7 separate regions of the Homo sapiens genome follow, and all the other regions are linked to region 1. Evidence: chromatin contacts called from ENCODE Hi-C or POLR2A ChIA-PET data. All regions are on one chromosome and are shown on one strand. Each heading gives the region's core, a stretch centred on a gene start or an enhancer-like site at or near the end of the contact. The rest is flanking DNA. Distances are from core to core; before and after follow the strand shown. Region 1 holds the start of NDUFA3 (NADH:ubiquinone oxidoreductase subunit A3). Region 2 holds the start of ETFB (electron transfer flavoprotein subunit beta). Region 3 holds the start of C19orf84 (chromosome 19 open reading frame 84). Region 4 overlaps SPACA6 (sperm acrosome associated 6). Region 5 holds the start of ZNF582 (zinc finger protein 582). Region 6 holds the start of ZNF444 (zinc finger protein 444). Region 7 holds the start of ZNF787 (zinc finger protein 787).

Region 1 (3,346 bases), core at 572-3,071:
TAGTTTACACACTCTGTTATACTAAGTTTTTGAAATCCAGTGTCTTATACCACCTCAATTCATACCAGCACCACTTCAAATGCTCAGTGGCCAGTTGTGGCTGGTGGCTGCCATACTGAATAAGTGTTCAGAACCTTAACCTAGTGCCTGGCTGGTGGACCAGCAGTACTGACAAGACCTGGGAACTCTTCAAAAATGCAGAATCCCATGCCCCACCCCAGACCTACAGAATCAGAACCTACAGTTTGGCCGGGCGCAGTGGCTCACCCCTGTAATCCCAGCACTTTGGGAAGGCAGATCACTTGCGGTCAGGAGTTCAAGACCAGCCTGGCCAACATGGTGAAACCTTGTCTCTACTAAAAATACAAAAATTAGCCGGGCGTGGTGGTGCTCGCCTGTAATCCCAGCTACTTGGGAGGCGGAGGCAGGAGAATCACTTGAACCCTAGAGGCGGAGGTTGCAGTGAGCCATGATCAAACCATTGCACTGTAGCCTGGAAGACAGAGCGAGACGCCATCTCAAAAAAAAAAAAAAAAAAAAGCTGGCCGGGCGCGGTGGCTCACGCCTGTAATCCCAGCACTTTGGGAGACCGAGTTGGGAGGATCACGAGGTTAGGAGATCGAGACCATCCTGGCTAACACGGTGAAACCCCGTCTCTATTGAACATACAAAAAATTAGCCGGGCATGGGGGCGGGCGCCTGTAGTCCCAGCTACTCGGGAGGCTGAGGCAGGAGAATGGCGTGAACCCGGAAGGCGGGGCTTGCACTGAACCGAGATCGCGCCACTGCACTCCAGCCTGGGCGACAGAGCGAGACTCAGTCTCAAAAACAAAAACAAAAAATTAGCTGGGCGCCTGTAATCCCAGCTACTCGGGAGGCTGAGGCAGGAGAATCCCTTGAACCCAGGAGGCCGAGGTTGCAGTGAGCCGGGATCGCGCCACTGCACTTCAGCCTGGGTGAGAGTGAGACTCCATCGCAAAAAAAAAAGCTACATTTTAACAATCCCCCGCCCCCATCCCTGCAGGAACTCCGGTGCTAATTAAAGTGTGAGTAGGGCAGTTCCAGGGCAGAGGGCAGAGATTTTCAATCAGCAAGGCACATTGGGATCATACGGGGATTTTCACAAGACACAGATTCCCCAGTCCCACCTCCACCCAAGCCAACTCAATTCAGAATGGGGGAGAGGAAAGATGAAAAGGAGGAGGAGGATCTGGACTTTTTTTTGGTGCTCAGGTGTTAAGGCATAAGCAGGGTTGAGAACGTCTCATTTAGAGGGGTTAAGAGCGTATTGGGTAGGTGGAGAGGAACGCGGGGGGCGATGGTGGAGAGGTTATAATGGGTATGGGGATAGATAAGGGGATGCCGTGGGGGTGCAGACACACTAGAGGGGACCCGAGGGCGGCGATAGGGCTTTAGGGGTACAAGATGGAGGGATGTAGGGGGACGGGGGTGGACGATGCAAGTTTGCGCCTGGAGCACTCACGCACCGAGGCCCCCGACGACGAAGGACACGACCAGCACTGGCTCCTTGTCCCAGGCATTCTTGAGGAAGGCGCCGACTCCTGAAGGGGTGGCAAGAAGCGTCACCCCTGCAAGTAGCTGCCCCCGGTGACCTCTAACCCTCTCGTGCCACCCCTGCCCTGGAGGAGCCCCCTCGTGACTTCTGCGTTCCCCTCCAGCACGGACCCCATCGCTTCCACCCCTGCCCTGCCGCACCTCAGTCCCAGGACCGCCCAGAGGTTCCCAGAACTACCCGAGCCCCGTGCGCCACCGGCACCTGCACTTACTCGCAGCCATCTTTGTCTCCGCGGCGGCGACAGCGGCGAGGACGCGGAGCACCCTGGGAGTTGTGGTCCCTATGCGCGAGAACCCGCTCCCAGGGCTGCGCGTGCGCCCTGGAGCACAAGTAGAGGCGAAAGCAAGGACGCGGAGCACTCTGGGAGTTGTGGTCCCTCTGTGCGACGGCCCGCTTTCGGAGCCTGCGCGTGCGCACTCGCGCAGAACAAAGATGGAGCCGTGGAGGTAAAGGAAGTGGTGTCAGGAGCAAGCGCAAGCCTGACTTTGCGGACCTGCGTGGAATCTCCTTAGTCTCAGCCTAGAAGTCGCTCCGGAGTGACTAGTCCTCCTGCTGCGACCCACCTAAGGCGGAACAAAATAGTCCCCATTTTATAGTTTATGTATGAAAGCCCATTTTACAGACGAAGAAACTGAGCCCGGGAGAAGGTGAATGACTAACCTGTCCTTCGAGGTCTCAGCTCAACATCGGCTCGTCCTGGAAGCGCTAGGTCTCATCCCAGATGGGTTAGGAGCTTTCTGCGGGCTCTCACAGTGCTCTGTTACCGCCATTATAGCTCAGATCACTTAAGAAACTGACCTGGTCTGGGCCAGGCGCGGTGGCTCACGCCTGTAATCCCAGCACTTTGGGAGGCCGAGGCGGGCGGATCACGAGGTCAGGAGATCTAGACCATCCTGGCTAACATGGTGAAACCCTGTCTCTACTTAAAAATACAACACAAATTAGCCGGGCGTGGTGGTGGGCGCCCGTAGTCCCAGCTACTGGGGAGGCTAAGGCAGGAGAATGGCGTGAACCCGGGAGGCGGAGCTTGCAGTGAGCCGAGATCACACCACTGCACTCCAGCCTGGGCGACAGAGCGAGACTCCGTCTCAAAAAAAAAGAAACTGACCTGGTCTTGGTCTTTCAGTCGGACTGGTAGCTGCTGCTTGAGAGCAGTAACGGAGTCTGAGTTCCCTCTGTGCCTGCCAACATGGCACAGCGAGGGTCTGGCACGTAATAGGTTCTAATTTTTTTTTTTTTCTTCTGAGATTGAGTCTAGCTCTGTCGCCCAGGCTGGAGTGCAATGGCGCGATCTCGGCTCACAGCAACCTCCGACTCCCGAGTTCAAGCGATTCTCCTGCCTCAGCCTCCTGAATAGCTGGGATTACAGGCGCGCGCCTCCACAGCCGGCTAATTTTTCTTTTTTAGGAGAGACGGGGGTTTCTCCATGTTGGTCAGGCTGGTCTCGAACTTCCCGACCTCAGGTGATCCACCCGCCTTGGCCTCCCAAAGTGCTGGGATTACAGGCGTGAACAACCGCGCCCGGCCTAGAGGGGCTAATTTTTATCTATCTATCTATCTAACACAGTATCACACCAAGAGCCTGGCACATAATAGGTGCTAATTTTTCTCTGTCAACCAATCTATCAATCGATCAATTAATCACAGCAAGGGCCTGGCACATAATTGGTGTTAATTTTTATCTATCCATCAATCAATCACAGCAAGGGCCTGGCACTTAACAGGTGCTAATTTTTATCTATCTATCTATCTATCTATCTATCTATCTAT
Region 2 (3,346 bases), core at 1-2,500, 2.7 Mb after region 1:
TGGCCTGGGTGCAGCCCCCACCAGGCCCAGCTAGCTCATCTTGCGGCTGGGCGGGGCCCAGGACTGCTGCTGCTGACCGCCTTGATAGGCTACACCGTGAAGAATGCGTGGAAGAACAACGTCTTCTTCTCTTGGTCCTATTTTTCTGGGTGGCTGGCCTTACCCTTCTCAATTCTCGCGGGTAAACTGGACAGCGGGAAGAGGGTGGAGGAGACTGCCCAGAAGACCCTCACCCCAGAGGCTCCCCAGCTGCCCTCCCAGGAAACCCCGGGGACCTCTCGGGGACTCCCCAACACACTAACGACTCCCGCAGACCCGGCAGAGACCCCCTTGGAGCCCCAAACCCCAGTCCCCGGGGCCCTCCCGGCCATCCGCCCCAGGGCCCACCTTCCTCTCCCTGCTCCGCACCCCCGTCCCCCCAGGCTTCTGCTTTCTGCTGGCAGACATGATCATGCAGAGCACCGACGCCATCAGTGGATTCCCCGTGTGTCTGTGACTGCAGCCTGCCTGGGGCAGAATAAAGGAACGGCTTTTTTTAGCGCTGCGGCTCCGCGTGCTTTTCTGCGGGTCGTGGGGACGCAGGCACGGGGTTGCATAGAGGCTCAGGGAAGACATAAGGACATGAACTCATAGGGAACGTGGAGACAGGGAGACACAGACATGGAGACACAAGTCTCCATGGATTGGGATGGGAACAGGGACATGTGGGAGGGGCGGGGCCAGGAGGGGACGTGGGCCTTTGGAGAGGGTGTGGAGAGGCTGTGGGGACGACATGGAGGTGAAGTAGAGACACGGACAGGGGAGGATACGGATATGGAAGGGACAGGGAACACGGGGATGGAGAGAGTGGAGAGACCGACGCGCGAGGATTCAGAGGCGTGGGAATACGAGTACCGCGACTTGGAGAGGCCGGGAAGAAGTGGGGGATCTGGAGAGGGAGAGCAGATCCGGGGATACCGGGAAGTGTTTATAGGACCGGGAGGATCTATAAACTCCGGGCGCGCTTCCCTCCAGTGCACGACCTTTCCCCTAGTTCTCTGCCCTGCCCTCTCCGCCAGGCCTTTCCTTCTCTCTCCAGGTCCCGCTCGCTCCCCGAGATCCGCTTCCCATTGGTTTGCATTGCTTGCCACACCTCCCTTCCTTCCGGCCTCTCGATTGGTCCTCTGTCGGGGAGGCGGGCTCTGCAGCGGTTGACTGGCTGACCGTGCTGCGCGCAGGCGCAGAGAGGGGCGCGGGGGGCGGGGGTGGTGGGGCTTCTGGACTGAGCCGCTGAGGGTGCGGGCTGACCCTGTAAGTGGCTGCGGCGGGAAGATGGCGGAGCTGCGCGTGCTCGTAGCTGTCAAGAGGGTCATCGACTACGCCGTGAAGGTGATCGGGCCCCCCTCTCCCACATCCCTGAGTCCCGCAGCCGTGTGCTTCCGGGGCCACGAGCGCACACTGGGTGGGGGTCTTCTCGTAACCCCCGACCTCTGCCGCTTTAACCCCCAAACGTCAAAGTCACCTGAGGGCAAAAATCCAAGAGTGAAGTTCTAACATCCGATCCCTCCGGGGTCACGGCCATGTTCTCTTTTCCCTCGTTCTGGATTCACTCTCTTGATAACTGTTCAGAGTGAGTTGCTTTCTCTATTTCTTACCCACTGGAAGAAGTCACGGTCCCTGTTTAATGCACGGAGAAACTGAGGCACAGAGAGGTCACCCAGCTAGAGAAGGGCAGAGCCGAGAGTTCTATCCAGGTTCCTCTGACTGCTTTCACCCACTAGGCTGCATTACTTACCATTGTACTCTTATATTACCCGAAATGTGCTATAGAGGGAGTCAGACAGGGTCCTGTGGGGCCCCAGAAGCTGCTTTCCACCCTCCATAGCCACAGGGTGAGCCAGGAGGCTCTAGCTAGGGAGAGAGAAGTGTGTTTGCTAGAGATGAAAGTTCAAGGAGCCAACCTGACTGAGCTGGGGGTAGCTCACATTCTCCATGAAAGAGGTGGGGGAGGGTGCTCTCAGCGCCTGGCTTGTTGTCCCCAGAGGGAAGCTGGTGTGGACAGAGGTGAATCAGACACGGTCTCTCAGGCCCGTTTCTCTCAATGCTTGGCCTGAACTGGACTGAAGATGGTGACTGTCTGTCCATGTCTGTCCTTCCCATCAGCCTGGGGACTTACCTCCGTGTCCCCAGCATTACCTAGCGCAGGGCCTGGCACCCTGGAGGCCTCAGGGTGGGCAAAACCAGGGTCACAAAGTTGACACTGATACTGCCCCTGCCTGCTTAGGGAGTGGGCTGGGGAAGAGGGTACAGGAGCCAGACTTGAGCATGAAAGTGTCAGTGATGATAGCAGCCAGCATTTAGCGGGTACTTACGTGGCAGGCATCGTTCCAAGTCCTTTGCAGAGATTAACCCATTCAGTCCTTTCAGTACCCTTTGTATTATTTATTATTTATTTTTATTTTTTGAGACGGAGTTTTGCTCTTTTTGCCCAGGCTGGAGTGCAATGGCGCAGTCTTGGCTCACTGCAACCTCAGCCTCCCGAGTTCAAGCAATTCTCCTACCTCAGCCTCCCAGGTAGCTGGGATTACAGGCATGTGCCACCACACCTGGCTAATTTTTTGTATTTTTAGTAGAGATGGGGTTTCACCATGTTGGTCAGGCTGGTCTCAAACTCCAGACCTCAGGTGATCCACCCGCCTGCCTCGGCCCCCCAAAGTGCTGGGATTACAGGTGTGAGCCACCGTGCCTGGCCGACCCTTTGTATTATTAATTCCATTGGATAGATGAGGAAACTGAGGCCTGTCAGATCTCCCAGCCAGTAAGTGGCAGAGTTACGATCGAAACCCCGGGCAAGTCTGGCTCTAGACTCTGCTCTCCCATCTCCCTCAATGCCCCCTGTCCTAATGATGCCTCTGGCAGCACATGACAGGGATGTCACCTGTAGCCCTTTTGAGACACATTCCTCTTGGGGTCCTGGGACCCAACACTTGGTTTCCTCCCTGCTCTGACTGTTCGTTACTGTCACATCTTTGGAGTCCTACAGCTCCCTGGGCCTCTTCTCTCCATCCCAGCCCTGGCCTTCCACGCCTGGCATGTCTGGGATTGGATCCGTCTCCCCCATGGTGCAGGCCCACGTTTGACTCAGCTCTGGTCCCAGCATCACTCAGCACAGAGCCTGGCACATGGATGTCTCTGGTGTGCTCAGGGAGAGAACAGAGGGGAAGCGTGAAGGCCGCGTTGAATCAGCTACTGTCCTTTCCAGAGGGTGCTGCCTTCCCCTCCCGCAGTGCCCCAGGGCTCCCTGCATTACATCCTGTCTCACTGGATGTGTCTGTTGATGTCCTTTTCAGAACAAATAAATGATTCA
Region 3 (3,346 bases), core at 427-2,926, 2.7 Mb after region 1:
GACTAGAGTGCAATGGTGCCATCTCAGCTCACTGCAGCCTCCGCCTCCTGGGCTCAAGTGATTCTCCTGCCTCAGCCTCCCAAGTAGCTGGGACTACAGGCATGCCCCACCATGCCTGGCTAATTTTTGTATTTTTATTTATTTATTTATTTATTTTATTTATTTTTGAGACAGGGTCTCACTCTGTTGCCCAGGCTGGAGTGCAGCGGCACGATCTCAGCTCACTGCAACCTCTGCCTCCCAGGTTCAAGCGATTCTCCTGCCTCAGCCTCTCGAATAGCTGGGATTACAGGTGCCTGCCACCACGCCCAGCTAATTTTTGTATTTTTAGTACAGATGGGGTTTCACCATCTTGGCCAGGCTGGTCTCAAACTCTTGACCTCAAGTGATCCGTCCACCTCGGCCTCCCAAAATGCTGGGATTACAGGCGTGAGCCACCGGGCCAGGCCCCTAACCACGTTATCTGCTCTATCTCCCTACCTCGGTGACTCTATATCCTCTTGCCCTGATTTGACATCTTCAGGTACATATTCTTACAGAATATATGCTATGTATGTCTCGTCTGTCTCCCTTACAAGCATGCAAGTTTCCTGAGAGTAGGGGCCATGTCTATTCTGTCCCGTGTGCAGCCTGGAGCCCAAATCATAGCAGGCATTGAATATTTCTTAAATGAATGCATGTAATAATGACGATTGCTTCTCAGCAAAACACTGTCACAACCACCAGCAATAACAATAAGTAAATCTCATGTGTTCAGCCTAATTGTGGTCCAGATTCTGTGTCTACTAATACACAAGTAATATCACAAGAACCTGGACAGTAATATTAGCCCCATTTCTCAGATGGAGAAACTAGGGCATAGAGAGTAGAAGCACCTAAAGTAACAAAGCAAGTTAGAGACACGGCACCTAGTAGAACCCAGCGCCTAGAATGGCTAAGACCTCCAGACCATCTACCACGCCCTCTGCCCTAGGGAGTGTCCACATTTCCCTACCTAAAACGTCCCTTGAGTCCTAAAGAATCTGTCTTGAGGATATGGCAGGAATAAAGAGAGAGAAAGACAGAGAGAGAGAGAGAAGGGGGCAGGGGTCCCGGGACTACTGAATCTGAGAGAGGAAGGGGGCTGGGGAACCAGAGTACGGGGTCTGAAGAAGGAGGGGCTGGAGCCTGGACTCCCGGGTCTGAAGGAGGAGTGGCTAGGACCCTAGACTTCCGGGTCTGAGGGAGGAGGGGGCTGGGGATCTGGACTCCTAGGTCTTAGGGAGGAGGAACTGGGGATCTGAACTCCCGGGTCTGAGGGAGGAAGAGCTGGGGATCTGGACTCCCGGGTCTGAGGGAGGAGGGGCTGGGGCCCTAGACTTCCGGGTCTGAGGGAGGAGGGGGCTGGGGATCTAGACTCTTGGGTCTTAGGGAGGAGCTGGGGATCTGGACTCCTGGGTCTGAGGGAGGAAGAGCTGGGGATCTGGACTCCTGGGTCTGAGCGAGGAGGAGCTGGGGATCTGGACTCCTGGGTCTGAGGGAGGAGGGGCTACAGGGTGCTGGAGGCCTTAAGTAAGTGATCTTGGGGAACTAGATCCAGGTCCCCGCCTGAGCTCTTTCTTTTGGGATCCCGGATAACTCCGCGAGCCACGCCCCATTTCTGACCCGGCCAAGCCCCGCCTCTCTCGGCCTCGGCCCCTCCCCAACCTTCCCGGGCCCCCGAAGGATCTCGGAGGCGAAGTTGCTAGAAGATACGTAAGAGGGCCCCAGTGGAGATGGAACAACCAAAGGACGGGGCTGGGCCTGAAGGGTGAGACAAACAAAGACCTCCTGAGAGGGGGACAGAGACCCAGAGAGAGGAGGGGACAGAGAAAACGAGAGAGAAAGGGCGCGCTGAACAGACCTGCATAGAGAATCAGGAAAAACAAAAAAGGCTCAGGTATCATCACATAGGTACAGAATCTTAGAAGATCTTGGTGAGAGTTGAGCGAGATACTTAGAAACAGGCGGAGGCCGGGTGCAGTGGCTTATGCCTGTAATCCCAGCACTTTGGGAGGCCGAGGCGGGTGGATCACATGAGGTCGGGAGTTCGAGACCAGCCTGACCAACATGGAGAAATCTGTCTCTCCTAAAAATACAAAATTAGACGGGCGTGGTGGTGCGTGCCTGTAATCCCAGGTACTCGACAGGCTGAGGCAGGAGAATCGCTTGAACCCGAGAGGCAGAGGTTGCGTTGAGCCAAGTTAGCGCCATTGCACTCCAGTCTGGGCAACAAGAGTGAAACCCCATCTCAAAAAAAAAAAAGAGCTAGAAACAGATACTCATCGAACAGAAATTTCCAAGAATAAACCAAGAAATGTGAAGACTCCAGGGATCCCCAGAAGGCTGGAGAAATCGTAGCTGTCCACTGTTTTAGCACTTACCAGACCCAGCGCTGTCATACGCACCTTTGATACCATCCAAAGCCATCTGTGACTATAAACAAATTAAGGTTCGGAATAGGAAAATGATTTGTCCAAAGATACACCACCAAAAGCGAGGCCACCAGGAATTGGAACTGAGTTCTGTCTGGTGCCGAAGTTCATGGCAGAGCTGTCTGTTTCTTTAGAGAGACCCGGGTTAGAAACAAAAAGAGAGAAGCGGGGGAGGAAGTCACAGGTGGGCACTGAGGATGGAGAGATGGCTGCCTTCTGCAGAGGTGCAGAGACAGCCTGGCAGCGAGAAACAAGAAAGTACGGAGACGCTGAGCCCCACTGACCTGTCTTTTTGTTGTTCTAGGAACAACCTGTCCCTGCCGTCATCTGGGACCGAGCCATGGCCCCCTGCGCCTCTCCCAGCCCCTCCACCCTTGCTCCTGAACTCCACAGACCCCACCCACCTGGGGCTCCCGGAGAGCGTGGCCTCTGTCACCGTGCCCATACGCCTGGACACCCTCTCCTGCCTCCTGCACAGCGCCCTGCTGGGGGCCTACACCTTCCAACAGGCCTTGCCCTCTTGCCCCTGCTGCTCCCAGGCAGGCCACTCCCAGCCGGGGGCAGTTAGGAGGCCTCCCAGGGGACGCGGAGGCTGGGAAGTCAGGCACAGGCCAGGCTGGGGCCGAGGCCTGCATCGACGGGGCCTTGGGAGAGCTGAGCAGCCAGAGAGGGGCCGGGCGGGGGGCCCTGGGGCTGGCCCCAGGACCCCACCAATGACACTGCCATCACCACCAACACTGCCTGCCCAGGATGGGAAGAAAGAAGCTCGAGGTCCAGAGCCACCCCTGGAAACACCACTGGCTGCTGAGGACTGGGAGACAGAGTACTAGGACCTTGGAGGGTCAGGCACCTGAGATTGCAGTCACCCAGGAGGGTTTTCCTGGGGCCCAGAG
Region 4 (3,346 bases), core at 350-2,849, 2.4 Mb after region 1:
CAGACATGAGGTGGGGGTGACTGGGACCACAGAGAAGGCAGCTTCATGAGATATTTAGGAGTTAAAAAGTCTGAGGGTTGGAAATGAAAATGAATTGGAAGTGGAGGAGAAGTTAGATTCCAAGGTTTCTGGTTTGAACTGCTAGGTGGATGGTGTTGCTCTTTCTGGTAGGAGGAAAGCCTTGGGGAGGAACAGCCTCTGAGGGCAACATGGAGGACTCTATTTGAGGGTGCCTTCTGCAGATGGAAATGTCAAGGAGACAGCCAGTAACCTGAGGGGGTATCTGGGTTCCCACCTAACTTGCACTGGGATAGCTATGCCTATCACTGTCATTATGCGGGCCATATTCATCTGGGCATGTGTGGGCTTGCTGCACCTCCTCCTACCTGAGTTAGTAGTGACCACCTTCGGAGATGAAACAATCTAGAGTTGAAATATATTCTTTATTTTCAGGATGGAAATAGGATAGGGAAGGAGGAAAGATACCTTTGTTAGTTGCCACTGCAGTACCATCGAAAGAACATCCTGGGGAAACAAAGAGGTATGTGTGTTACAGGAGGGGTTGGTGACTAGAAACTTAGGTCCCGGAGCCTGGACACCAGGGTCAAAAAGGTGTACAGGGCCCGGACTCCTGGTTCTGAGGGAGGAGGGGGCAGGGGGCCTGGGCTTTTGGGTCTGAAGGAAGAGAAACTTGGGGGTCTGGACTCTTGGATCTGAGGGAGGAGGGGCTGGGGGCCTGGACTCCTGGGTCTGAGGGAGGAGGGGGTCCGGGGGCTTGGACTCTTGGATCTGCGGGAGGAGGGGACTGGGGACTTGGACTCCTGGGTCTGAAGGAGTAGGGGTTTGGGGCCTGGAATCCTGGGTCTGAGGGAGGAGGGGCTGCGGACCTGGACTCCTGGGTCTGAGGGAGGAGGGGCTGGGGGCCTGGACTCTTAGATCTAAGGGAGGAGGGGGCTGGGGACTTGGATTCCTGGGCTAGTAAAGAGGGGCTGGGACCTGGACTCGTGGGTCTGAGAGAGGAGGAACTGAAAGCCTGACCTCCTGGGTTGGAGGTTGCTGGGAACCCAGACTTCTCGGTGGGATCTGAGACAGCGGGGAGCTAGATGCTGGGGCTCCGGAGTCCCCAGAACTCACCACGCCAACACTGTCGCACTCGCTGATGCGAGGGCCCCGAGGACTGCAAGCAGGAACAGATTGCTGGGCGTCAGAGCCTCGGGCCTGGCCAGCAGCTCGCCCAGGCTGGGCCTCCAGGGCTCGATCAGCTCGGCATCCCGCGGCGCCCAGCGCAGCACTTCCCGGAACGAGGCCTGCAACTCTGTCTCCGCCCGCGGGGGCGGGCCCGTCACTGCGGGGGCGCGCACGTCAGCCAGGCACGAGCCCCACCCCTCTCCCGACCCCGCTCACTCACGCGGCCGCGCCCCGCCCCACCGTTAAGAAAGAAGTAGAGCCGGGCCAGGGGGCGCTGGTCTTGCTTGATCACGCAGGAGAACGTCCCGCGGTGCGTGAGCTGAGCCGGCCGGATCCGCGCCAGGTATCCTTCGGCCCGCGGCATATCTCGGAAATAGGACAAGTCCTGAGTCCGGAGCTGCGGGACACGCGGGTTTAAACGCCTCAACTCCGGCTTGCCACTGAGTAACCTACAAGCCCCGCCCCCCGAGCCAGACCACGCCCCCTGGAGTCCTGGCCCTGAGCCTTGAGCCCGCCCCCGAGCCTTCTCGCTCCCCTGCCCTAAACGCACCCCTTCCCCTCACTCCTTAAACCCTTACGCATAACCTACCCCTAGAAACTGCTTTTATTTATGTATTTTTTTTTTCTTCCAGACAGGGTCTCGTTCTGGCGCCCAGGCTGCAGTGCAGTGGCGCGATCATAGCTCACTGCAGCCTCAAACTCCTGGACTTAAGCAGTCTTCCCGCTCAGCCTCCCCAGTGGCTGGGACTATAGGCGTGCACCACCACGCCCCGGCTGTTTTTAAAATTTTTTGGCAGAGGAGGGGTCTTAATTTGTTGCCGAGGCCGGTCTCAAACTCCTGGGCTCAAGCCATCCTCCCGCCTTGGTCTCCAAAAGCGCTGGGATTACAGGCGTGAGCCATCGCCCCAGGTCCTTGGTCCTGCATTCTGATCTTCGAGCTCTCCCCTAAATCCCGCGACCCTCCTCTTGCTGATGCTTGTGTCTAGACGGAGATTCCCGGAGTCCCGTCCCCGCAAGCTGACTCCCCAACCTCTAGTGAAGGCTAACTCGCCCGTCTAAACTCTTCGCGCCGGCCCCGCCCCGACTCACACCTCCTCCTGCGAACTTCCAGGAATAGGTGATCTCCTCCTTTGGCAGCTGGAAGTTTACGATGCAAGAAAACATAGCCTGGTCGCCCCGAGTCACTGTCACATCCTGAACTGAAGACGGAGCAGGGTTCACTCGCTGGGCCCCGACCACGTCTGGCCTCGCCACCAGCTTATGCCCCTCGGTGCTCTGGTCCCTTTTCTCAGGTTGGCCTCCTGCACCCCGAGGCCCCGCCCCCTCACCTGGGCAGTCCAGCGGGAGGTCGCAGACCCTAGAGTAGCACCCGCTGCAGAGGAAACGCCGGGCGAACTCCTGGAGACCTGTGGAGCGGGAACGCTGGGTCTAGGCGCCACCTGCCCTTCCAAGCCCGGGGCCCTTGGCCCATTTGAGATCCATGCAGCTTCCCGGGGTCCATCGGCCAGGTGGCATCTTGACCCCGCCCTCCCTGCTGTCTTTGGCCGACTCTCACTCCTCTCCGCCCTCTAGGATTCCTATTGGTTTGCTTCGGCTCTCACACACACCTTCTGAGGATTTAGAGCAATACTTGGTTTTCTTCCTTTTCTCCAGGGATCTTATTGGCTTCCTAAGGATGTGAAGCCCACCCGCTTTCCCACACTTGATGTCGTACGTTTCGTCCCCGACCGCCTCCCTTACCCCGCAATTTCCAAGTTTTAGATGAAGTCCTTACCGCAGGGAGGGATGCAAGCCTGGGCTGTGGAGGAAGAGGAAACATCACTACCTTACAGTCATGGGAAGAACCCTTGCCCGATGCTCCCCTAGCTAATGTTACAAGGCCCGAAGCATTGCTCCGAGGGGGCGGGGCCAAGCTTTCGTCATAACCTGGGGGCGGGGTCAAGCCGGCTGGGTTCCACCTGGGGCCGGGGCCAAGCCTGAGCATTCCACTAGGAGGTCAGGCCCAGGACTGCTGCCAGCCTTCTACTTGGGGTTTAGAGGGAAACACACTGGTTTTCTGTAGGCCCTGATGGGGATGGGCAATCCAGGTGTATTCCACCGAGGAGGCGGGGCTAGATCCTGGGCGATCCTTGCAGGAGACCAAGGCTAAGGTGGTGGC
Region 5 (3,346 bases), core at 393-2,892, 2.3 Mb before region 1:
CCTTCCCAAGATCAGAGAACATAGGAAAGATGATGACTTTTTGCATCTACCCTCTCCTCTTGAACTCGCAACACTGTCTTGAACCACAAATAAGGTCAAGTAGGATAAATCTACAACTGTCTCCTCAACTGTCCGCTCACAAGTGTGAAATTCAACCATCCTTGCTGAAGTTGTCTTTTAATATCAGTAATCAGCAATAACCAACCTCTGAGCTTTGCTTATATTATTAAATCATTTTATTTGACCCTCAGGACAAAGCTGCAAGCCCAGCATTACATTCTTCCTTTTATGGACAAAAAAAAAAAAACAAAACAAAACCGAGATAGGCACGAAGAAACTAATAAATGGCTGAAATGCTATTTGAATCCACATCTGTCTAATTCTAAAAGTGTGCTTTCCACCACATCACCGCACCTACAAGGAAAATGCAGCCTCTACCCTCTCCTGAAGAATGTGTAAAGAGGCAATATGGTGTGTTTTGGAAAAAGCATCTTTGCAGAAAGAAAGCATTAGCTTCAGTCATATTAGCATCCTTATCCAGCAGCAGTAGCATTATTTTACATATCAGTTACTCCTCCCCAACAACTCAATGAATTAGATGCCACAATCATCCTCACTTTCAAATGTGGAGACCGAGGCACATCTCTAAGACTGGAGTTCAGGCATTCTGGCTCCAGTCTTAGAGATGGTTAAGGGTTCACACTCTTAACCATTTATTACACCATAGAGCTCACCAGGTTTGAGGGAAACAGGATCAAATCAAAAGAGTCACTCAGGACTCCAGTCCTCACTCAAGGACAAACTGTTCCACCTCGGACAGGGAGAGTTTCCGCATTCTGAGACCCAGCATAACAGGTCCTGACCGGCATCTGGCACTCGGACTCCCAATCATACTGGATCACACTGGCTCGGGATGTGTAAAGTCCAGGGCTTCTCACATTTGATGACACCAAAGCCGCCTAAAAACAAGAGAGAATTAACAACTACCTACGGCGGTCTGATATTTGCCCAAGAGATGCCGCCCCATAAAACTCCTTTACATCTTTATAACGTTTTTATTTTGCGTTCTCCTTCATAACCCACATTTAACTCACCATAGATGTAATGTTTAAAATTAGTTACCAGATAAACTCTTACGCTTCCAAACTTTAAGGTTCCTTCGAAACCTTCTGGTAAAACTGTTGTTCCACGGAAATGGGAACGTAACGGATGAGGCAATCTTCCACAGCCGCACACAGTTGTGTATCCACCGCTAAACGGTCCCAGTCATACATTCAACGACCCACGCGGAGTCAGAAGCTACCACCACACACTGTCAAAATCACGCACACACAGTGACGGCCCCTTGCCCACTCGGTCACTCGCCCACAATCTCTCGCTAGAGAATCACACGCAGATAGCACACCCAGCACCACAGACCCCAGGAAGCAACCCAGGGACTCGAACACACGAACAGCACTCCTCCGCGCACTGCGCAGGCACGCCTGCGTCCGGCTCACCCTGAAACATCGCGAGATCCGGCTTCAAGGCCGGGCTGCTGCCTTTACGCCTAAAGACTATGTTTCCCGGAAGACACTGCGGCGCCGGCCCTATCATGGCGCAGCATCGGTGTGCTTTGTGCGTCTGCGCCATCTTCCGGCTGCGCACGGCGAATCCACCGGTACCGTGGTGGAAGCGCGCCCTGGGCTGCCGGGGGCGCGGCCGCGGTGGCACTTGGACCCGAGGAGGCGGCAGGTGAGAGGTTCCGGAGCTTTCCAGGCGCTCTGGGGTCCAGCAGGAGCTGGTGCCCGGGCCGGTTGGGTCTCAGGCCTGAGAAGAACGCAGACGTCTCGCCTCATCGTCGCTCTGTGGCTTTACCGGCGTGAGACTACATTTCCCGCCGGCCCTCGCGGCGTGCGCTTTCTGGCGCCCCCTTTCTGCTTCCAGCCTCATAGCCCAGGTGCATGGACCCCTTAGGTGGGTGCGCAGGGGTCTCCGACCCCCTGAAATTGCGGATGTTTTGCATTCACTGTTATGCGTGCCTTTTTTTTTTTTTAATCTGAGAGGAAATCTTGTTTCATGAGGTTCTCAGAGAGTTACAAGACCCCAGAAGACTTAGAACCGCTAGTTTAGAAAAACTTATACTTGGGAACATTTTATATGTTCAAATTCTATGTCCAGCAATGGGGAAACACTTGAGTGGATCACAGGCCATCCTTTGTAAATAGGATATCGTGCAGTTAATACAAATAATGCTTATAAAAGTGGTCATAATAAGGAAAAGCTGCCTATTACATCATATTAAGCAACATTCATAATTATTTCACTTACACGTTACTTAGAACCAAATGTTTGTAATGCAGTAGGCACCTTATATACTCCTTTACAGAGTACTTCTTGTTTAACAGTGAGCTCAAGAACTGGTTAAATGACAACACTGCGAATACTTGGGTGTTTTTTCTTCCAATTTTTTTGTTTTGTTTTGTTTTTAGCCTGTGTGTTAGTGAGTTTGACTTCTTTTTGCTGAATGTTCTCAAAGGATTCAGTAGTTAATATCTTTGCTTGTCAGTTTTTGATAGTCATTTTTGATAGTCACTTGGCATCCCATTATATGGCTGTGCCAAAAATGATTCAACCTCTTGGCTACTTGTGGACTTGCCTACTTACGTACTAATTTTCAGTTCTCCTATTTAGCAAATATTATTGGACATGCAGCTTTGTGCACTGCTGTGTCTCTATGGAAGGACACATTTATGTGCTGATAATGGAGCACTGGGCGTGCTGTGTGTAATTTGTCTCTTACTGTTCCTTCCAACTCTATCCCATTTGTTGATGCAAGGCATGCTCCATGAAGTGGCATGCACAAAGCCTCAGTTTGGGCTGTAGAGCTTTTTGTATATTTGGCGGTTGGGAAAAGAGCCAGGTAGACTTTCAAAGGTGTTATATTTGCTGCAGGAGAGAGTTAAATGGCCTAGTCCTGGAAAGGCTTTATTCTAGGCTGGGGCTATGCAAATGATGCAGGCCTTCTATGCTCCCTGGCTTGAGGGAAGCCCTCCTTGTCCTTGAGGTAACATGTGGGTCTCAGTCACTAGAACAGCCCTCAGCATCCCTGTCTTAGACTTGCATTTGCAGCAAAACAGAACCACTGGATGTTTAGGGGAAATGGGAGGGAAAGGACCACTGGTTCCCCTTTGCCTTGCAGCAGCTAAAGCTGGTTTCCTGGGGTTGGGTGAGGATCCCTTTGCCTCCCCCTCCTTCTCATTTTCTTGGTGGGCAGAGGGCAAGCAGGTGGGGACTTGTAACTTGGCATTCTAGGAACTGTGAGGCAAGCCTAGCCTCTCATGTTTGCTCTTTCCTCCCCCAGCTC
Region 6 (3,346 bases), core at 238-2,737, 2.0 Mb before region 1:
TCATCAGCAGTGTGACTGTGGACGTGTGACTTACCCCCTCTGTGCTTCATTTCTCCACCTGAGACACAGGACTAACAAGAGCTCCTTCCTCTCAAGAGGCTGCTGGGAGCAGGAGTTAGAAGCAGCCTCCAAAGGCTAAGTGCTCGACAAAGACCGGTTTGTCTACTCTAGGTTCCCAACCTCGACATTAATGGCACTTGTGTCGTGGCGGGCTATCCTGTGCAACATACGATGTCTACCAGCATCTCTGCCTCTTTTCATGAGATGCCAGTAGCACTTCCCAAGTTGGAAAAACCAAAAAAAAAGTCTCCAGACATTGCCACATGTCCCCTGGGGGACAAAACCACTCCTGGTTGAGAGCCGCTGGCCCACTGGACAAATATTTACCTACGGCACAAAGGCTCTGGGGCAAATTCCAGCTCTGCCTCCTACCAGCTCTGTGTCCTTGGACGAGGTACAAGGCACCTTTTGTAATACCCTGTATCTCCATTTCGTTGACTGTAAAGTGATAGAAGGAGAACAAAAATGCTGAGAACCACACCTGGCTAGTAAGTGTCCAGTCAGACTTAGGGTTACTTTGTCGAAGTTTCCCTGCGAGGTGCCCAGGGGACACTGCTATGAACACGCACGCAGATTAAAATACTAAGTATACATTGGAATAGGCGTTAAAATCGGATATAGAGGAGGGTGACTCCATCCTGACTGGGGTAGAGGTGGCGGGGGTCAACTTCATTTGACAATAAACAGAGTTTCTAAGCACTTTACACATATTACCGAAGGTAATAATGCCTTGCAACAAGCTAAAAAGGCAGATGCTCCGCACTGAGAAAGCAGCAAAACAGAGCAACGATTCTTATCTTCAGGAATCTCACAACTCTGTAAAAGTTGCACTTGTAGAAGCAGCGCGCAAAACGAGCCACCTGCGCCGTATCTACGTTACAACAATAACCATCGTCCCCGGAAGCCCCTTCCCGCAAACCTTTCCGAAGGGGTCCGGTCCCGGCGCCCCCAGACTCCTTTGTAGGGTCCAGCTTCCCACTCAGCTTTCATCTCACAGCCCACCCTCTGCTAGGGTCCCCTTCCCCTCCCCCACCTGTCCCTCCCCCGTCCCGCCCCTCCCCCTCCCCCAGGCGCCCCTCCCCCGTCCTCTCCCTCAGCATTTCTCTCCCGCGTTCAGGACCTCGAGGATCCACGACCCCCTCCCACTATCCACCCCTCCCCCTCTCCAAGTCCCTCCCCCTCTAGTTCCCTCTCCCAGCCCCTTCCCCATCACTCAGCCCCCTTCTCCTCCCCTCCCCGCAAGTCTCCCATCTTTCCCTCCTGAGGCCCCCGGCGCCCCTCTTCCCATCCAACCTCTGGTCCCTCCCTCGTCCAACCGCCCCCACCCAATCCCTCCCTCCTTCCCCCCTCGCTCACCTCACTCTCTCAGGCGAGGCCCCCCAAGCCCCCTCACCTCCCCGCACATGCGCACAAAGCTCGCCGGGACTCCATGCCCCAGCAGGCTTTGCGCCAAACTCCCCCGTCCCCCTCCCCCAATCCCATACTCCGAGCCGCTCGTTCAGCCCAACAACTCCCCATGAAGCCCCGGCCTCACCCCGAACTACAACTCCCAGGAAGCATCGCGGCAAAGGCGGCTGCCAATTGGCCCTCGCCTGGGGACCGCCTTACTCCTGTTTGTCACCGCGTGGCGTCTTCGCCAACACTGGAACTACATTTCCCAAGATACGCGAAAGCGTCGTCTGCAGCCTATTTGGCCTTGACGGCGCAAATGTCGCGGGCTGTCTGAGCGCGACAGGCTTTGGACTACATTTCCCAGAATGCACGAGGAGGCTTCCCAGTGGTCTGCGCGCGGGCCCTGGACATGCGCAGAAGTGCCGGGAAAAAAAGAGGGAGGAGGAGGAGGAGCCATGGCGGCGTTGTTGTGGAGATCAGGGGAGGCCGGGCACCGCCGGGCATTTGGGAGGTGGGGCCTCCGGAGCTCTAGAAGCTGGCAAGCGAAGAGGAGGAGGAGGAGGAGACCAGGCTAGAGTTCTGCGCCAATCAGGAGTGCAGGCTACGTCTCCTTGACTACGGATCGCATTTTTTTTTGTCCTCCCTCTCCACCCGGGCAGAACTTAAGGGCCGATGTCGGTGCCAGGAATCAGGACGTGAGCAGGCTGCCCTCCTGTTCCGGGGTGGGCAGTGGCTCAGGAGGGGGCCAGCGCGGGGGCCTCGGTTTGGCTCTTCCTGTGTGTGAACCTGGACAGGACACCGCCCTCTCTTTAGCCTCAGTTTCCCCTGGGGTGAATTGGGGGACAGCGCTACCTGCCACGCGTCCTCGCTGTGCCCCTATTGGACAGACTACTGCCCCGTCCTGAGGCCTCAGTTTCTGCATCTCAGAACTGTGAAGAAGCATATTTGGATTTTAGAGCAGACAGACATCCTAAGAGATCAGCTGAAGTTTTTATCTAGACAGTTCCAGACCTGATTATGGCTCATACAAGCCCTACCCCAGCCCGCAGCGTATTTCCTCCTCCGTACAACAAGGATAAGAGAATCCCCCTCCCATCCTCCACCTCCCCGGCTGATCTGAAGACTCCGCGCCATAAAAACGAAGACAGTGGCTTACCCATAACAAGCATTCATTACATGGAAGTTGTTCGTCTTATATTCATAAATGAACAACTTTCCCCAGGTTTCACAAGCGATGAGTGGCTGACTCAGAACTTTGTGACCAGTTTGCCCACGGTGGCCTAATCTGCCCTGGCCCACCTGTCTACCACTGTCTTCTCCTCGTGTTTAATGAGTTCCAGTCATGCCTCCTTTCTGCTCCTAGAGCACGCTGATCTTCTTCCCACTCATATCCGATGGCCTACTTGACATCTCCTCTTGGATTTCTTAATAGGCATCTCAAACCTAAGGTGGGCAGTAGATAATTTTTCACTCTCTCCCCCACCTTGCGAAGAAATTTGTTCCTTCCCATTACTCCACCATCTTAGAAAGCAAGTCCATCTTCACCCAAATGTTGAGGCCAAAAATAGAAAAGCAGCCCTTGATTCTTTTTTCTTTTTTTTTTTTTGGTTTTTTGTTTTGTTTTGTTTTGTTTTTTGATACAGGGTCTGGCTGTGTTGCCCAGGCTGGAGTGCAGTGGTGCGATCACAGCTCACTGCAACCTCCGACTCCCAGTCTCAAGTGATTCTCATGCTGCATCCTCCTGAGTAGCCAGGACTACAGGCGTGCACCACCATGCCCAGCTAATTTTTGTATTTTTAATAGAGATGGGGTTTGCCATGTTGGCCAGGCTGGTCTCGAACTCCTGGCCTCAAGTGATCTGCCTCCTCGGCCTCCCAAAATGCTGTGATTGCAA
Region 7 (3,346 bases), core at 427-2,926, 2.0 Mb before region 1:
AGAGTGCAGTGGTGCGATCTCAGCTCACTGCAACCTCTGCCTCCCAGGTTCAAGCCATTCTCCTGCCTCAGCCTCCCGAGTAGCTGGGATTACAGGTGTCCGCCACCACGCCCAGCTAATTTTTGTATTTTTAATAGATATGGGGTTTCACTATGTTGGCCAGGGTAGTCTCGAATTCCTGACCTCCTGACGTCTGCCTCTGCCTCCCAAAGTGTTGAGATTTACAGGTGTCAGCCACTGCACCCGGCCACACTTCCTTCTGTTCTAAGATATATTTAAAAATTTACCTTTGTGATATTTCTGAAGGAGGGACACAGATATCCTCCTATTGACACACACAGTTAACACAGCACTGTTCACCCCACCCCATGGAAAGATGTTATTAAATCAATAATATACATCTTATGATTGATGCTCACTGAGCTTTGAGGGTATACAGTGGCCACAACAATAGACTTATATGTAACACTGCTAATAGGTAATAATAACCACCATCATTTTTGTGAACTTACTATGGGCCAGGTATTGAACTAAGCAGCTCTTACACATATTACCTTGCAGGTTATCTTATTTTTTCCCATTCCACAGATGAGAAATTGAGGCTGAGAAAGGTGTTATTCCACCAGTGAATTATAGCTTCTTATCTTTTCTGACTACCAGTGAGGATGATAACAATTATAAGCGATAAGTCATCTGCCACTTAGGTGAGAGTCAGCCAAGTACAGAACAGAGGAAGGACCAGAAGGACCAGCCTACAAGGACACTATGGTTTGGACAATTATTTTAAAATATGTGTTTTTTGCAAGAATACCAACAGTAACAGCTAACACCCAGTGCGTCCTTACTAGGTGCCTACCTAACGCGGGGGAAGTAGTGGATTCTCAGGGCTATGACACGAGGCAGTGTGTACAGTCAAGGGTTAAATACACGAATTTAGAGCCAAACTCCATGGGTTCGGGCCGAGGCTCTGGCATTCCGGGTGTGTGACTTTTGGTAGGTGATTTGACTCCTCACCTGCAACATAGGGATAGGACCTACCATGAGGCCCTAGTTAGGACTAGGACCTAGTGCGTGTGAAGCACTTGGAGGCGCACAATGTATTTTCATCACTTCAGAAAGGAGGAAACTGAGGCCATGGCACCTGAAGCGCAGCACTCTCTGTCCAGTAACTAAGGAACCCGGGGTCTCTGTCCAGTAACTAAGGCACCTGGACTCGGGCCACTGGGAGGTGCAGCGGCAGAGAAGGGGTTACCATGATAGAGACGGTAGGAGGACCCGGGGTGGCACGAGCGTCCCTCTCCACCACTTCACTCTCCTCACGGCGGGCCCGGGGACCCGGCCGCGCAGGCGCGAGGAGCCCGGGTTGTCGGGGGGGCACCGCCCTAGACACCCGGAAGTCTCCGCCTAACGGGCCCAGCCCGCACCTCCTGTCCGGGAAGGGGGCGGGGCCGAAGCCCCTCGGCGCGGGGCGCCATAGAGCATGGACGGAGGACCTGCGTCCTAGACACTTCCGGAAGTGGCTCCCTCAGGCGCCCGCCGGGCACCACAGAGCTGGGGGCGGTGGCCGGGATAGCGGGCTCGCCTTCCTAGAGCGGCGAGGACAGGGTGGCGGCCCGGGGGGCAGGGAGTAGGGAGAAGGGGGGGAGCGGCGCGGGCGGAAGCGGCCGGGAAGGTCACTTCCGGCCTGGGCGCCCGTCCCCCTGACCCCAGGGTCTGAGTCGCCGCTGCCGCCGCTGCCACCATCCGCGAGGCAGGAGAGAGGAGGAGGAGTGCGGCGCGGCGGCCCCGGGACCAAGGAGGTGAGGGGTGGGGGCGGGGGCCGTGCGCTGGGGGCCAGGTGGGCGCGCGCTTCGGGAAGCTGGGCTTGGGCTGGGGGTGGGTGGGGAGACTGGAGGGCGAGCGCGACTGGGCGGCGGGCGCGCGTGCGCGCTGCTGGGGGGGCGTGAGTGGGCGCGCGGCCGGGGTGACGCGGGCGGGGGGAGTGCGCGTGCGCGCCGAAGAGCTGTGGGAGGGGACGCGCGCCCGGGCGGCCCGCGGGCGGCGAGCGGGGCTGGAGGGGGGGTGCGCGTGCGCGGGTCCGGGTCCAGGGCGCGCGCGTGCGCGTGGCGGGGGCAGGAGCGGGGGCCTCGGTGGGGGTCCCTCTGCTGCGGGCCGTCGGGGGTGGGGCCGCTGTCCGTCCCCCCGAAGTTCCAACTCCGCCGGTCGTGGCCGGAAGTGGTGGCGACTTCGGGGGGAAGTTGAGGCCCAGGTGGGGGAAGGGGCCGCGCGGTTGGGCTGGCCTGGCCGGATACCGCGGCCCCGAGGGCACGGTCTCAGCCCTCGGCCCCCCCAGCCCTTCCTTCCCCTTTTCGAGTCAGCCCGGGTCCCGTTGCTGCCCCGGGCGGGCTGCGCGTGGCCTTTGATCAGGCGGGTAATTACGGGGATTCTGGCCGGCAGGAGGCCCATTCATTCGTCCTTGCTCGGCAGGCGGGGAGGAAGCGCGTCCCCAGCGGGGGAAGTGACTGGGCCAAGGTCAGCCACCGCGTGGCCCACGGGGCAGGGCGAAGGCGGGGACTGGATCGGGTGGCGACTCCTGAGGCCTCCCTCCCCTGTGCCGAGTGGATCAGAGTGGAGCCCCGCCCTCCTGACACCCCACCCCGACCCCCAGTCCAGGGAGCTGACCCCAATTCATGTGGATGAGTGCTCTGGGACCTGCAGAGTCGCACAGAAAAGTGACCCACAGACACAGAAGGCAGGAGTGAGTGGAGGCAGAAGTTTTTCCAGTGCCAGGCCCTGTGCCGGGCACTAGAGACAGGGAGCAGGGAGATGAACAAGGGCTTGGAGTCTGGGTGGAAGGCAGAGACTGAGACCCGGGCGACAGAGTCGCCATCCAAGGTGACCAGACCCCTGATGGAGAGGTCTGGGGGCTGTGGGAGCCAGGGAAGGCATTTTGACCCAGCCCAGTCCGGGGGATGGTCAGGGCTTTAGGGAAGGAATGGCTTGGTCTGCTCTTTGCGGTGTCCTGCTCCCAGGTCCCATGTTGCGCAGTGCTTAGAACCCATCTGGGGATCCGATTGACCCCAGCGCCGGGAAGCACAGTTGCGTTGATCCTGGCTTAGCTCCTCTGAAGACCGTAAGCCTCTTTGGCTAAACGCTGCTGACATTCACCTGCCTGCCTCTGCGCAGTCCCTGTGGTCCTCCGGCCACGCACGGCCTCAGAGAACATCCAGATCAGATTCCTGCTTGCTTATCTCATGTCTTATCCATCCATCCGGGCACCCGGCCTGGCCCCTCCCTGGTGCACTGCCAGAGTGTGTGCAGGCACTGGGTTGTATTCCCCAAGAGCTCTGGGACTGGGCAGGCCTGG

What was found. A loop is a pair of places that touch in the nucleus more often than their neighbours do. ChIA-PET counts read pairs that join two places held with the same protein, here RNA polymerase II (POLR2A). Pooled maps may share reads with other maps.
Region 2: a loop to region 1 is called in a map of endothelial cell of umbilical vein, with 15 times the contacts of the local background. The contact joins the promoter of ETFB here to the promoter of NDUFA3 in region 1. A Hi-C loop is called at or near these places in 1 of 168 maps with a recorded cell type or tissue (endothelial cell of umbilical vein), 2 of 37 single-sample maps with no recorded cell type and 9 of 50 pooled maps. POLR2A ChIA-PET finds 5 or more read pairs at or near these places in 1 of 52 experiments (activated CD8-positive, alpha-beta memory T cell).
Region 3: a loop to region 1 is called in a map with no recorded cell type, with 8 times the contacts of the local background. The contact joins the promoter of C19orf84 here to the promoter of NDUFA3 in region 1. A Hi-C loop is called at or near these places in 2 of 37 single-sample maps with no recorded cell type and 6 of 50 pooled maps.
Region 4: a loop to region 1 is called in a map of B cell, with 17 times the contacts of the local background. The contact joins the enhancer-like site here to the promoter of NDUFA3 in region 1. A Hi-C loop is called at or near these places in 2 of 168 maps with a recorded cell type or tissue (B cell and CD8-positive, alpha-beta T cell) and 7 of 50 pooled maps.
Region 5: a map with no recorded cell type shows a loop between it and region 1 (16-fold over the local background). The contact joins the promoter of ZNF582 here to the promoter of NDUFA3 in region 1. A Hi-C loop is called at or near these places in 1 of 168 maps with a recorded cell type or tissue (naive thymus-derived CD4-positive, alpha-beta T cell), 2 of 37 single-sample maps with no recorded cell type and 6 of 50 pooled maps.
Region 6: a loop to region 1 is called in a map of naive thymus-derived CD4-positive, alpha-beta T cell, with 23 times the contacts of the local background. The contact joins the promoter of ZNF444 here to the promoter of NDUFA3 in region 1. A Hi-C loop is called at or near these places in 3 of 168 maps with a recorded cell type or tissue (CD4-positive, alpha-beta T cell, CD8-positive, alpha-beta T cell and naive thymus-derived CD4-positive, alpha-beta T cell), 7 of 37 single-sample maps with no recorded cell type and 13 of 50 pooled maps.
Region 7: a pooled map shows a loop between it and region 1 (16-fold over the local background). The contact joins the promoter of ZNF787 here to the promoter of NDUFA3 in region 1. A Hi-C loop is called at or near these places in 4 of 37 single-sample maps with no recorded cell type and 12 of 50 pooled maps.

Annotation. Positions count from the first base shown.
Region 1 is chr19:54,101,330-54,104,675 of GRCh38, reverse strand. It overlaps NDUFA3 (NADH:ubiquinone oxidoreductase subunit A3), which reads right to left and starts at 1,821. Exons shown (of 4, transcript NM_004542.4): 1 at 1,788-1,821; 2 at 1,488-1,562. The coding sequence starts at 1,797. RefSeq lists an enhancer at 1,056-2,032.
Region 2 is chr19:51,364,292-51,367,637 of GRCh38, reverse strand. It overlaps ETFB (electron transfer flavoprotein subunit beta), which reads left to right and starts at 1,250. Exons shown (of 6, transcript NM_001985.3): 1 at 1,250-1,368. The coding sequence starts at 1,312. It overlaps CLDND2 (claudin domain containing 2), which reads left to right. Exons shown (of 4, transcript NM_152353.3): 3 at 62-181; 4 at 423-540. The coding sequence ends at 496. RefSeq lists silencers at 1-134, 405-454 and an enhancer at 684-1,643.
Region 3 is chr19:51,388,921-51,392,266 of GRCh38, reverse strand. C19orf84 (chromosome 19 open reading frame 84) reads left to right here and starts at 1,676. Exons shown (of 2, transcript NM_001193623.2): 1 at 1,676-1,789; 2 at 2,758-3,346. The coding sequence starts at 1,755. The coding sequence ends at 3,283.
Region 4 is chr19:51,702,269-51,705,614 of GRCh38, reverse strand. SPACA6 (sperm acrosome associated 6) reads right to left here. Exons shown (of 9, transcript NM_001316972.2): 4 at 2,963-2,986; 5 at 2,517-2,594; 6 at 2,278-2,387; 7 at 1,429-1,585; 8 at 1,135-1,345; 9 at 425-525. The coding sequence ends at 492. Among named protein-coding and RNA genes, the nearest start is that of SPACA6-AS1, 10 kb to the right of the region's middle. RefSeq lists a silencer at 1,249-1,448. Within about 2 kb of position 1,599, at least 35 of the 41 ENCODE cell types and tissues checked have a DNase peak (open chromatin) inside an H3K27ac peak, as active enhancers do; they include B cell and CD8-positive, alpha-beta T cell, where a contact is called at or near this core.
Region 5 is chr19:56,391,830-56,395,175 of GRCh38, reverse strand. It overlaps ZNF582 (zinc finger protein 582), which reads left to right and starts at 1,642. Exons shown (of 5, transcript NM_001320371.4): 1 at 1,642-1,956; 2 at 3,344-3,346. ZNF582-DT (ZNF582 divergent transcript) reads right to left here and starts at 1,500. Exons shown (of 2, transcript NR_037160.1): 1 at 1,123-1,500.
Region 6 is chr19:56,139,428-56,142,773 of GRCh38, reverse strand. It overlaps ZNF444 (zinc finger protein 444), which reads right to left and starts at 1,487. Exons shown (of 5, transcript NM_018337.4): 1 at 1,417-1,487. RefSeq lists enhancers at 1,525-1,664, 1,695-2,024.
Region 7 is chr19:56,119,625-56,122,970 of GRCh38, reverse strand. ZNF787 (zinc finger protein 787) reads left to right here and starts at 1,676. Exons shown (of 3, transcript NM_001002836.4): 1 at 1,676-1,799. LOC124904772 (a long non-coding RNA gene) reads right to left here and starts at 1,361. Exons shown (of 2, transcript XR_007067348.1): 1 at 1,039-1,361. RefSeq lists silencers at 1,180-1,549, 1,640-1,759, 1,770-1,849, 2,140-2,459, 2,540-2,589 and enhancers at 1,194-1,909, 2,337-2,631.